Linked DNA regions of Homo sapiens: regions 2 and 3 are each linked to region 1. The links are chromatin contacts, found by Hi-C or POLR2A ChIA-PET in ENCODE. All regions are on one chromosome and are shown on one strand. Each heading gives the region's core, a stretch centred on a gene start or an enhancer-like site at or near the end of the contact. The rest is flanking DNA. Distances are from core to core; before and after follow the strand shown.

Evidence for each region. A loop is a pair of places that touch in the nucleus more often than their neighbours do. ChIA-PET counts read pairs that join two places held with the same protein, here RNA polymerase II (POLR2A). Pooled maps may share reads with other maps.
Region 2: a loop to region 1 is called in a map with no recorded cell type, with 5 times the contacts of the local background. The contact joins the enhancer-like site here to the promoter of NHLRC2 in region 1. A Hi-C loop is called at or near these places in 1 of 37 single-sample maps with no recorded cell type. POLR2A ChIA-PET finds 5 or more read pairs at or near these places in 1 of 52 experiments (Panc1).
Region 3: a loop to region 1 is called in a map of naive thymus-derived CD4-positive, alpha-beta T cell, with 6 times the contacts of the local background. The contact joins the promoter of VTI1A here to the promoter of NHLRC2 in region 1. A Hi-C loop is called at or near these places in 2 of 168 maps with a recorded cell type or tissue (both naive thymus-derived CD4-positive, alpha-beta T cell), 2 of 37 single-sample maps with no recorded cell type and 10 of 50 pooled maps.

Annotation. Positions count from the first base shown.
Region 1 is chr10:113,853,237-113,856,056 of GRCh38, reverse strand. It overlaps NHLRC2 (NHL repeat containing 2), which reads right to left and starts at 1,396. Exons shown (of 11, transcript NM_198514.4): 1 at 1,007-1,396. The coding sequence starts at 1,184. It overlaps DCLRE1A (DNA cross-link repair 1A), which reads left to right and starts at 1,975. Exons shown (of 9, transcript NM_014881.5): 1 at 1,975-2,820. RefSeq lists an enhancer at 212-916 and a silencer at 927-1,286.
Region 2 is chr10:115,000,069-115,002,917 of GRCh38, reverse strand. No RefSeq gene overlaps it. Among named protein-coding and RNA genes, the nearest start is that of LINC02626, 6.8 kb to the right of the region's middle. Within about 2 kb of position 1,342, at least 7 of the 41 ENCODE cell types and tissues checked have a DNase peak (open chromatin) inside an H3K27ac peak, as active enhancers do.
Region 3 is chr10:112,445,406-112,448,707 of GRCh38, reverse strand. It overlaps VTI1A (vesicle transport through interaction with t-SNAREs 1A), which reads right to left and starts at 1,493. Exons shown (of 8, transcript NM_145206.4): 1 at 1,241-1,493. The coding sequence starts at 1,334. ZDHHC6 (zDHHC palmitoyltransferase 6) reads left to right here and starts at 1,794. Exons shown (of 11, transcript NM_022494.3): 1 at 1,794-2,003; 2 at 3,058-3,302. The coding sequence starts at 3,272. RefSeq lists enhancers at 1,428-1,687, 1,888-2,007.

The DNA.
Region 1 (2,820 bases), core at 147-2,646:
GTATTAGTTTCACGACTTTGAACGGAGAAGCACAGTACAGCTAAGAAACCAGCAAATCCAGGGCCTGTATAATCCAACTGGGGCAGTTATCAGCTGTGAGGCCCTGGGCATGTGACTTAACCTCTCTGTGCTTCCATTTCCTCAACTGTGAAAGGGGAATGATAGGAGCACCTCACTGGGATATAGAGGTAATTGAATAAGGTAATATCTCCTCAAGTGTTTAGGTATCCCCTCAAGTGTTTAGGACTGTGTGTGGCAGGCCGGGCGCGGTGGCTCACGCCTGTAATCCCAGCACTTTGGGAAACGGAGGCGGGAGGATCACTTGAAATCAGGAGGTCGAGACCAGCCTGGCCAACATAGTGAAACGCCGTCTCTACTAAAAATACAAACAAAACAAAACAAAACAAAACAAAACAAAACAACTAGCCAGGCGTGGTGGCGCGGGCCTGTAGTCCCAGCTACTCCGGAGGCTGAGGCAGGTGAATCGCCTGAACCTGGGAGGCGGAGGTTGCAGTGAGCCAAGATCACGCCACTGTACTCCAGCCTGGGAGACAGAGCGAGACTCCGTATCAAAAAAAAACAAAAAAAAACCCTGTGTGTGATACATGAAAAAGTGATCAATAAATGTCAAGATGATGCAGAAAGATGACCAGAAGACACTGGGGAACCAGATTGAATGGACAGAATGGTGTGGACGTTGCAATCATTGCCACCGGGGACACTAAATATTCACGGAGTGTCCACTTGGCTAATATCAGGCGCGGGCGGAACTCAGGATACACAGACGAGTATGTGGATCCCCGTGCCAGGGAAACCCCCGTCGGTGGCCGCTTGGGGACCCCTGGGAATTGCAGAACACGCGAACAGCGGCCCAAGTTAGGCGAAGGGCCACTCCCCGGGGCGCCAGCGGCACAAACCCGCCTAGCCCACCGCTTCGCGGGAGGGCGCCGTCCCCGAGGAAGGGGAGGTGCCGGGAGGGGCCCCCACCCCGACGCCAGCCCCTCACCTTCCGGAAACTCGGGTACTGACAAGTCCTGCTCCCAGCCGTCCACCTTCTGCAGATACTGGTAGACCAGGCTGTCCTTCTCCTGCTGGGTAACGGCGTCGAGCAGGGCGTACTCTAGCGAGGTCTGCGCGGGGAGCAGGCCGGAGAGGCTGCGGCCCCGGCCTCCGGGCGCCGCCATGTTTCCGCCGGGCTCCCGATGCGGCCGCCGGGCCCGCGGGAGAGTCTCGCTGGGAGAGACGAAACGTTCACTGTCCTGTGGTTTCCAAACGGCGCATTCACCTCACCCTCCACTAGCCCCACTCCACGCCAATGACACTTTTTTCTTTTTAAAGCATAGGTCCAAGTGCCAAAAGTCCAAATCGGCGCAGTTCCCGGGGACGTAATTAAACTGCCGTCCGACCCACCCCGCCCCTTTTCGGTCCCCACGCCGCAGCCGAGCCTGGACATTGAGAGCGTCAGATTCAACATGGAATAAGGCCTTAGGGACAGCGTCCCAGAGGCGCTAAGGGAAACATCCCCAACCCTCCACATTGGGAATTAGCGGACTTTCGAACACAAATAAAATACAATAAATCCGTAGGACTTAAAAGGGCAATGTATTTTTAAAAATTATTTTTAAAGTCTCTCTCTTTGAACAGCATCCGCCGATTCGACACGGCACTGGCAGCGGGAACTTGTTCCCGCCAAGACCCTAAAGGTAAAGCGGGTAGGGATAACCTCCAGAGAGAAGGCTTTGTAAACTGGAAGTGACTGGCGCGAGTGGCTTTCACTTATACACAAACACAGCGTTTTGTCATCTGGGAGTGCTGAAAGTGCGGGCGCGAACACATTTTTAGATGGGGGTGCCGGGAGGAGCGGATGCAGCTGGAGCGGCTCCCTTGGGGTGCCGAGTGGCAGGTGGGGGGCGGTGAGGGTCCTTGAGGGCGGGCCTTAGAGTCTTCAGAAGGGCAGGACTCTGAGGGCTTTTTGGAGCTCGCTATGCTTAACCTGGAGATGATTAAGGCCCCGCTTCCTGGCCTCCCAGCCTCTAATGCCAAAAGATAAGGGAGAGGCTGGCGTGTGACCCCGTTTTGAGTCAGGTGGACAGAGGGCTGGCCACCTTCGGAACCATGGGTGCAATACGGAGTCAGACCTCAATACAAGCCCACTCTTTCACATATTTGAACTTTTTTCACATATCAACTTTTTTTGTTCACTGTGCAGGGATTGTTCATTGCTGCTGGAGGAAGATCATGGACTGTCGCGGGAAACTGAAGTGGTTGAGTATCCACTAGTCGTGGATGAGGGCAGTGACTTCGCAGTTTTTTGCGAATTACACATCTCTTTGATTATGTTGTGACTAGTTTTGTTAGATAGTCATTTAGTGTTTGGGATACCTGTTAAGCCCTTTGTCCAGGGACTGTGGTTGGATTTATGAATTATTTGGACGGTTGTCCACTTGAAAGAACTGACAGTAGCTTCATAACAATGTTACAAATCTCGTTCTAAGATTAAGCTGTTGAACCTATATTTGCCATTAGCGCTTAATTTTTGAAGTATTATTTTTATGAATCAAGCCCTGGAAAAGGACAAGATATTTGAATGAAATAGCACCCATAATGGAGAACTTCACAGTTGCTACTCCTGTGATAGGTTTATCTTAGTTTCATTGTGGTATAAATGGAATAGCAGGTGTTGTCAGGTACAAGGTTTGTAGCTTGCCAATATGTTCATTACCAACACTGCAGATTCCCATTGAGTTGGTGGGGGTTTTGTTACCTTTGTTTTTTTTCTCAGCAAAATAATTCTATAACTTTTTGTTTGTGACAAGAAAT
Region 2 (2,849 bases), core at 93-2,592, 1.1 Mb before region 1:
TGAGAAAACATAATCAAATACTTCTCTGAAGAATTTCAACACTGAAATGGCCTCTCTTTTGTCACACATGGCTAAAAAATCTCCTTATATTGGGTTCTGAAGCATTTTCATGGAGCATGATCTGTGAGTTACTATACACAGCATCATAAATGCAATTGTTGACATTTTTTAAAGGGAAACAAGCATATCTATTCTACCAGGTTTGTGAAGGAATAGAAACATAAAGGCCAACCCTTTAGCTATATCCATACACGGGGTTCATATTCTGCATGAAGAGCCTATTAACTTTTGCATATTTAGGGTCCCCAGTCAGAGCTTCCAGCCTTTTTTGCAAAGTTTGGTTGGGCAATGCTGTGACCCATTCCAGCATCTACCATCCCACCTGAGAAAAGGTGGTCATTGAGATATGGCAATTGTTCTTTTATCCAGTTGGGTGAGGCCATTGAAAATGTGGATCTTGTTCTGAAGCTCTCTAATTTCATGTTTGAAGCACAAAGCTTGGGCCTTGGCTGAGCAAACAACCTCAAGAGGCACTATGGCAACCTTGGCTTCCATAAAATTGTTTTTCCAAGAGAGTGGAAGTGGATGCCCAATGTCTTGTAGCTCCTTTGAGTACCAGGTGATTCTAAAGAATCATTTGCTGTTTGACCCAAAGAAACGTGACTGCCAGAGGGAAGAAAGCCAATTGAGCTGAGAAAAGCAGTATTTAAAGACCAAGGCAGGAAATGAAGCAGTGAGCAGTTGCTAGAGCAGCAGCACCTGCGTATGATGAGCAAAGTATCTGACCACTGGCACATCCGTAGCCAGCTCTGTTGAATCCCCTATTATAATTCTGATTTCTCTCACTCAGTTCAGGGATTTGGAATTGGGCAGCCAATTCTGTGTTTACCTTGGTAGTAACACTCCTGCATATGCAGTAGTGTCAGGAAGTGAGTATTGTTACAAGCAGAACATCTGGTGGAGGAACATATTATCAATCCTGTAATAGATAAAAGAACCACAATCCTAAACCCTCAAATTCATTTTTTGGCTTTCCTGAGAGAACTGAGAATTGTGGGTAACCTTGAGGAGGGAAGGAAACAAGCTTCACTGAAGCTGGGCTCATTTTCAGCTGTCAGTGGAAAAACACAAGGCTGCACCAGTCTCCGCTGAAACTCTCAGACTCGGCCAGTAGTTGTTTTCCAGCTTCTTGTTACCTTTGAAATCCAAACATTTTCGATTTCTTCCTTTCTGCTGTGCCAGCAAGACGGAGCTAAGTGAGACAGTTTGCACCAGGAAGGCGCCACAATTATGCACTGTGTCACCACCGGACACGCAGCTGGGGAATGTGCAGGGCGCCTGCAGCCGAGGGGCCAGAGTGTGCTTTTGAAGACGTGATCATAGCCACTTTCAGTTCATCTTGCCTTAAATCAGTGGACAAAAAGAGGCAGCTGACACTCCGCTTGTAAGGGATAGTAACACCATAATAAATCACATTTTTTCTGTGCCAGTTTTCTACCTTGCCCTAATTTCATAGATGAAATCACATGTGTAAAACTGACTTTGCAATTTAGCTCTGAAGTCCAGAAAGGCTACCCAGGGAGCACCGTGCCTTTTTTTATACTTATTCCCTGATATATTAAATCACCTAGAAAGCTGGAGGAAAAAGCTCTCCTGCCTGAGCAAGTGCAAGGAGGGTGCCATCTGAAGGATAGTCCAACATTGTAAAGCTGAGTGCAAGTGGAAGACCTAGGAGTAATAAGAATAACAATTATCATCTTTCTATTTTTAACCTCAGATGCAGTGAGTTGATTAATTTACACTCCTCAGTTCATGGCACATTTTTATTGTTACTCCTTCTGATTCCTACTCGTTTCATGTATTTGTTTAGGTTCCATTACAGCTTACGGACTTACCCCCACTCCAGCCACCACCCCATAGGGTAACCGTTCGAGTATGTTTAATATACATGTATCTATTTGTATGTGTTCTTACAAATTGTGTAAGCATATATTATCAATTTACATAATGGTACCGTGTTATGTATCTTTCCCTTTCCTTTTTCACTCAGGTCGGTTTTTAAGATCCAACTTTGTTGCCATGTGTATATTGAGTCTATTGATTCTAATTGCTTCAGAATACTCCATGACTCTTATCTCTTCATTAGGTGATTACTATATGCCAGATTCAGTACTAAGTGATTTAGGTATATTGATAACTTGGATTACCAATAACATTGAGAGTGTGAAGCATTTGTGTTCATCAAAAGGGATGTGAGTTTCTCAGAAGGCCTAAGAGACCTGGCTCTCTGGAGGTATTTTCTTTCTTTCTTTTTCTTTCTTTTCTTTCCTTTCTTTCTTCTTTCTTTTTCTTTCTTTCCTTTTCTTTCTTTCCTTCCTTCCTTCTCTTCCTTCCTTCCTTTCTTTCCTTCTCTCTTTCTTTCTTTGTCTCTTTCTTCTTTCCTTTTCTTTTTTCTTTTTTGTTTGTTTGTTTTAAGAAAAGTCTTGCTCTGTCGCCCAGGCTGGCATGCAGTGGCGCAATCTTGGCTTACTACAACCTCCACTTCCCGGATCCAGGCTATTCTCCTGACTCAGCCAACTGAACAGCTGGGATTACAGGTGCCTGTCACCATGCTCGGCTAATTTTTGTATTTTTAGTAGAGACGGGATTTCGCCATTGGCCAGGCTGGTCTCAAACTCCTGACCTCAGGTGATCTGCCCACCTCGGCCTCCCAAAGTGCTGGGATTACAGGCGTGAGCCTGCCTCTCTGGAGGTATTTTCAGGGGCTAGATCGCCAGCCACTTTACCAGCTCACTGTCTCTGCTGTCATGGGTCTCTCTCTTCTGTACAGTGACTTTCCCTCTGCCTTG
Region 3 (3,302 bases), core at 244-2,743, 1.4 Mb after region 1:
CCGCAGATTAATGAGCACATCCACCTTTCTACACTTTATATCCTGGAGCTAGGGTAGGGACAAGTCTAGCAGCCAGATGATGGTTCAATTTCCCTAACAAAACTAAACAAAAATGTAAAACCCTTTTCTGTAACTAACTACTCTAATCTGTAGAGAAAGATAGTCCCCGAATCAACATTGTACAAACCATAGTTACAAAAGATCATATTTATATTCACCTGCTCATTCACTTATTTTCCTGAGCCCCTAATAAGTAAACGCCAAGGAAATCAGACACAGCTCCCACCTTCACATAGTTGACAGTCTAGCATAGAAAATAAGATGTGCTAAAACACAAAAGGAAACACAAAAACAAAAACATTTCCAGATGGGAGATGTGAAATTTTTAAGTGTGAAAAATTATCTTGTACCAAGTTTTACATGAAACTGGGTTATACAATAAATCCCCAAGAAGGATGAGAAACAAGAAATGGGGGTGGGGGGTATGAAAAATACTAATGCTAATACAGCAACTAACAACACCAAAAGTGACTTTAAATATGTTATATAAATTTAATCTACCTAACAACCCCATGAGAGAAGTACAATTTTCCCCCATTTACTAAGAAGGAAAGTTGAAAGAGACTAAGAAGTCTGTTTAAGAGGCACAACTTTTATTTTATTTATTTATTTGAGACGGAGTTTCACTCTTGTTGCCTAGGCTGGAGTGCAATGGCGAGATCTTGGCTCACTGCAACCTCCGCCTCCCGGGTTAAGAGGCACAACTTCTAAGTGACAGAGGTAGGATTTGAATCTAGGCACCCTGATTCTTACCTCTATTTTGCCGCATATAATTATAACAATATTATTACTAACACAACAACGCCGCTGTAGATTGTAGATCCATAGGCTACATACTTTCATTCATTTTCTTTGAATACTCACATGTCTATAATTTACAAATGAAAACATTAAGACTCTTAAGACGTTAAGAAACGTTTCCAGGTTATGCAAGTTACAAGAAGGTAGAGCCGGGATTCGAACTCAGATGGCTCAGATTCCGAAGGCTCTTTTCACGGCACCCCACACCCGAACTTGACTCCTTACCCTCAACCAAGCCAAGCCGTATCCCTCCTGGGAACAGCCGGCACCACCCACTCCAGCCTCGCGCCTCATAGACACACTTACTCGGGCGGCGTTCCACCGCCCGCACCCTCCCAGCTCTCCCCAGCACCCTCGTCCAGCCGGGCAAGGCTCTCACCAGGCGGGAGTCGTGGGACCCTCGCAATCTTGCTGGTGATCTCTGCAGTGAGCACCGCGAAGTCCTGCTCGTAACCTTCGAAGTCGGACGACATGGCGGCTCCGGAACGAGTAGCCCAGGCCAAAGCCTAGGTCAGGGAAAGGGCCTCGAGGGGCAGCGAGGGGCCCCGCGGCTTAGGAACCCCGGAAGGTGCCCCCGAGAGCAGAACGGAGAACCGGGGACAGCTCTCAACCCAGCCGCTTCCTGGTTGTTCGTCGCAATCTCGGTTCTCCGGAAATTGGGTTGCGTGCGTGCTTTATTTTCCGCTCCGACTTTAAGATAAGTAAGTTCGCAAAGGAAAAGCGCCCCAATTAGTGCCTCCCCCCAGAAAAGCGTATGAAAATATGCAAGTTCTGAGGGATCATTAGAAGCGTTTTTTCCCCCCTTCGTGTTCTGGGAATCGGCTCCGGATCCACACGCTACAAGGCACAGCAGCTTGCTTCCGGAGGGAGGTTTGAGGCGGCGAACCTCCGGAAGTGACAGTAACAGAGACTGCGCAGGGGGCCTGAGCGGGAGAGTCCTGGCGAGGGCGCTGGCCGAGAGGTGCTCGGCTTGTAGCAGGTCCCGCACTCCAGCCTCTCGCTGCCAGGGTTTGCTCTCTGCTTGTCCTGGGCTGAGGTGTCCATGACGGAGTCATCCAAGGAGGAAAAAATCTGTTCCGGGTGAGCCCAGGCCGCCCCGGATATGCGATGGCTGAGGAGCAGACACCAGGGACCACACTGAGGTGGGAGTCAAGGCAGGGAATATAAGCACGATTTTGGTGGTCTTTGTCCCACCAGAGTGGGAGCAGGCTCTCCTGAATGTTGAGACCAACCTGGCTTACCAGGATATTTCTTCCTTGGGTGAGGATTTATTTCTAAGCCCTCTGCTCCATGACTCGGGCGGGAAACTGAGGCACAAGTCAACAGCGTCTGCTGCGTGGTAGTCTGTATTATCCATGTAGCTCAGATCCTCTTCCAGATCTTCAGATCCAGTCCAGGCAGAGATGCCCTTCCACAAATCTCTCCGGAGCTCGCCGCCCTGCCTTCCATTTCCCTCGCTCCTGGAGGCACTTCCTCTTCTTTCTTCCCTCGAATCTTCTAATTCAGGTTCTTCTCATATACTCTTCTGGTCATAATTTCACACACACCACACACACTCTCGCTCTATCTCCTCCCTTCCTTTCCTTGCATGCTCTCTTTGCTTTCACTGTCGCTCCTTTACTTTTGGGCCAAATTGACTGTTCTCTTGATGTTTGGGTGGCGGGGTGGAGGAGACTGCAGGCAAATGGCATAGACCATGTCTGACTCATACTTGGCTTAATTCAAGACTTCATAAGAGGCAGCTTAGAATTTCATAAAGGGAGGTCGTTGACTTGCCTTCTATTCTGGTTCACCTGTTACTTGTGACCTTGGTCTAATCACTCAGCCTCTCTAAGACAATTTCTGTTCTATGAAGAAGGAAACTGAATTAGATCAACTCTAAGGTCCTAAAATTCTTTGTCTTCTCAAACTATTCACTAAGCGTTGGATGGTGACAGTCCCCTGACAAGCGGAGAAGGAATAAAAAAAACTATTTTGGAATCGTGTATCCAGTTTGCATGCCATTCAAACTTGTACCATATTTTGGATAAGTCAAAAGTAGTTCTTTTTGACATTTGACAAGATATGCATCCCAAAGTGTAGTGCACTTGTGAGATGCTGTTGTGTAGGTGTTTATTGTAGTTAACAAGTATGGTATGCAATAAAGGTTTTGTTTTGTTTTGTTTTAACTGAACTTTCCCATTTTGTTTTCTTTAGGTTGGGTTTCAGACCAAGACACTGGATTCTCCTAGTTAAGATAAAGAGCTTTGGGTGCCTGACAGTGAAAATGGTGTAATCTGCGTTAACAGTTCACAGCTTGAAGGCATGACAATTAAAGAACACACATGGACTTGTGGCACATGGAAATGTGCGCACAGAAAAAGGAAATCTATAATTCTTTTAAAGTAGGAAGGCATTCTTCCTTGCCAAAATGGGTACATTCTGTTCGGTTATCAAGTTTG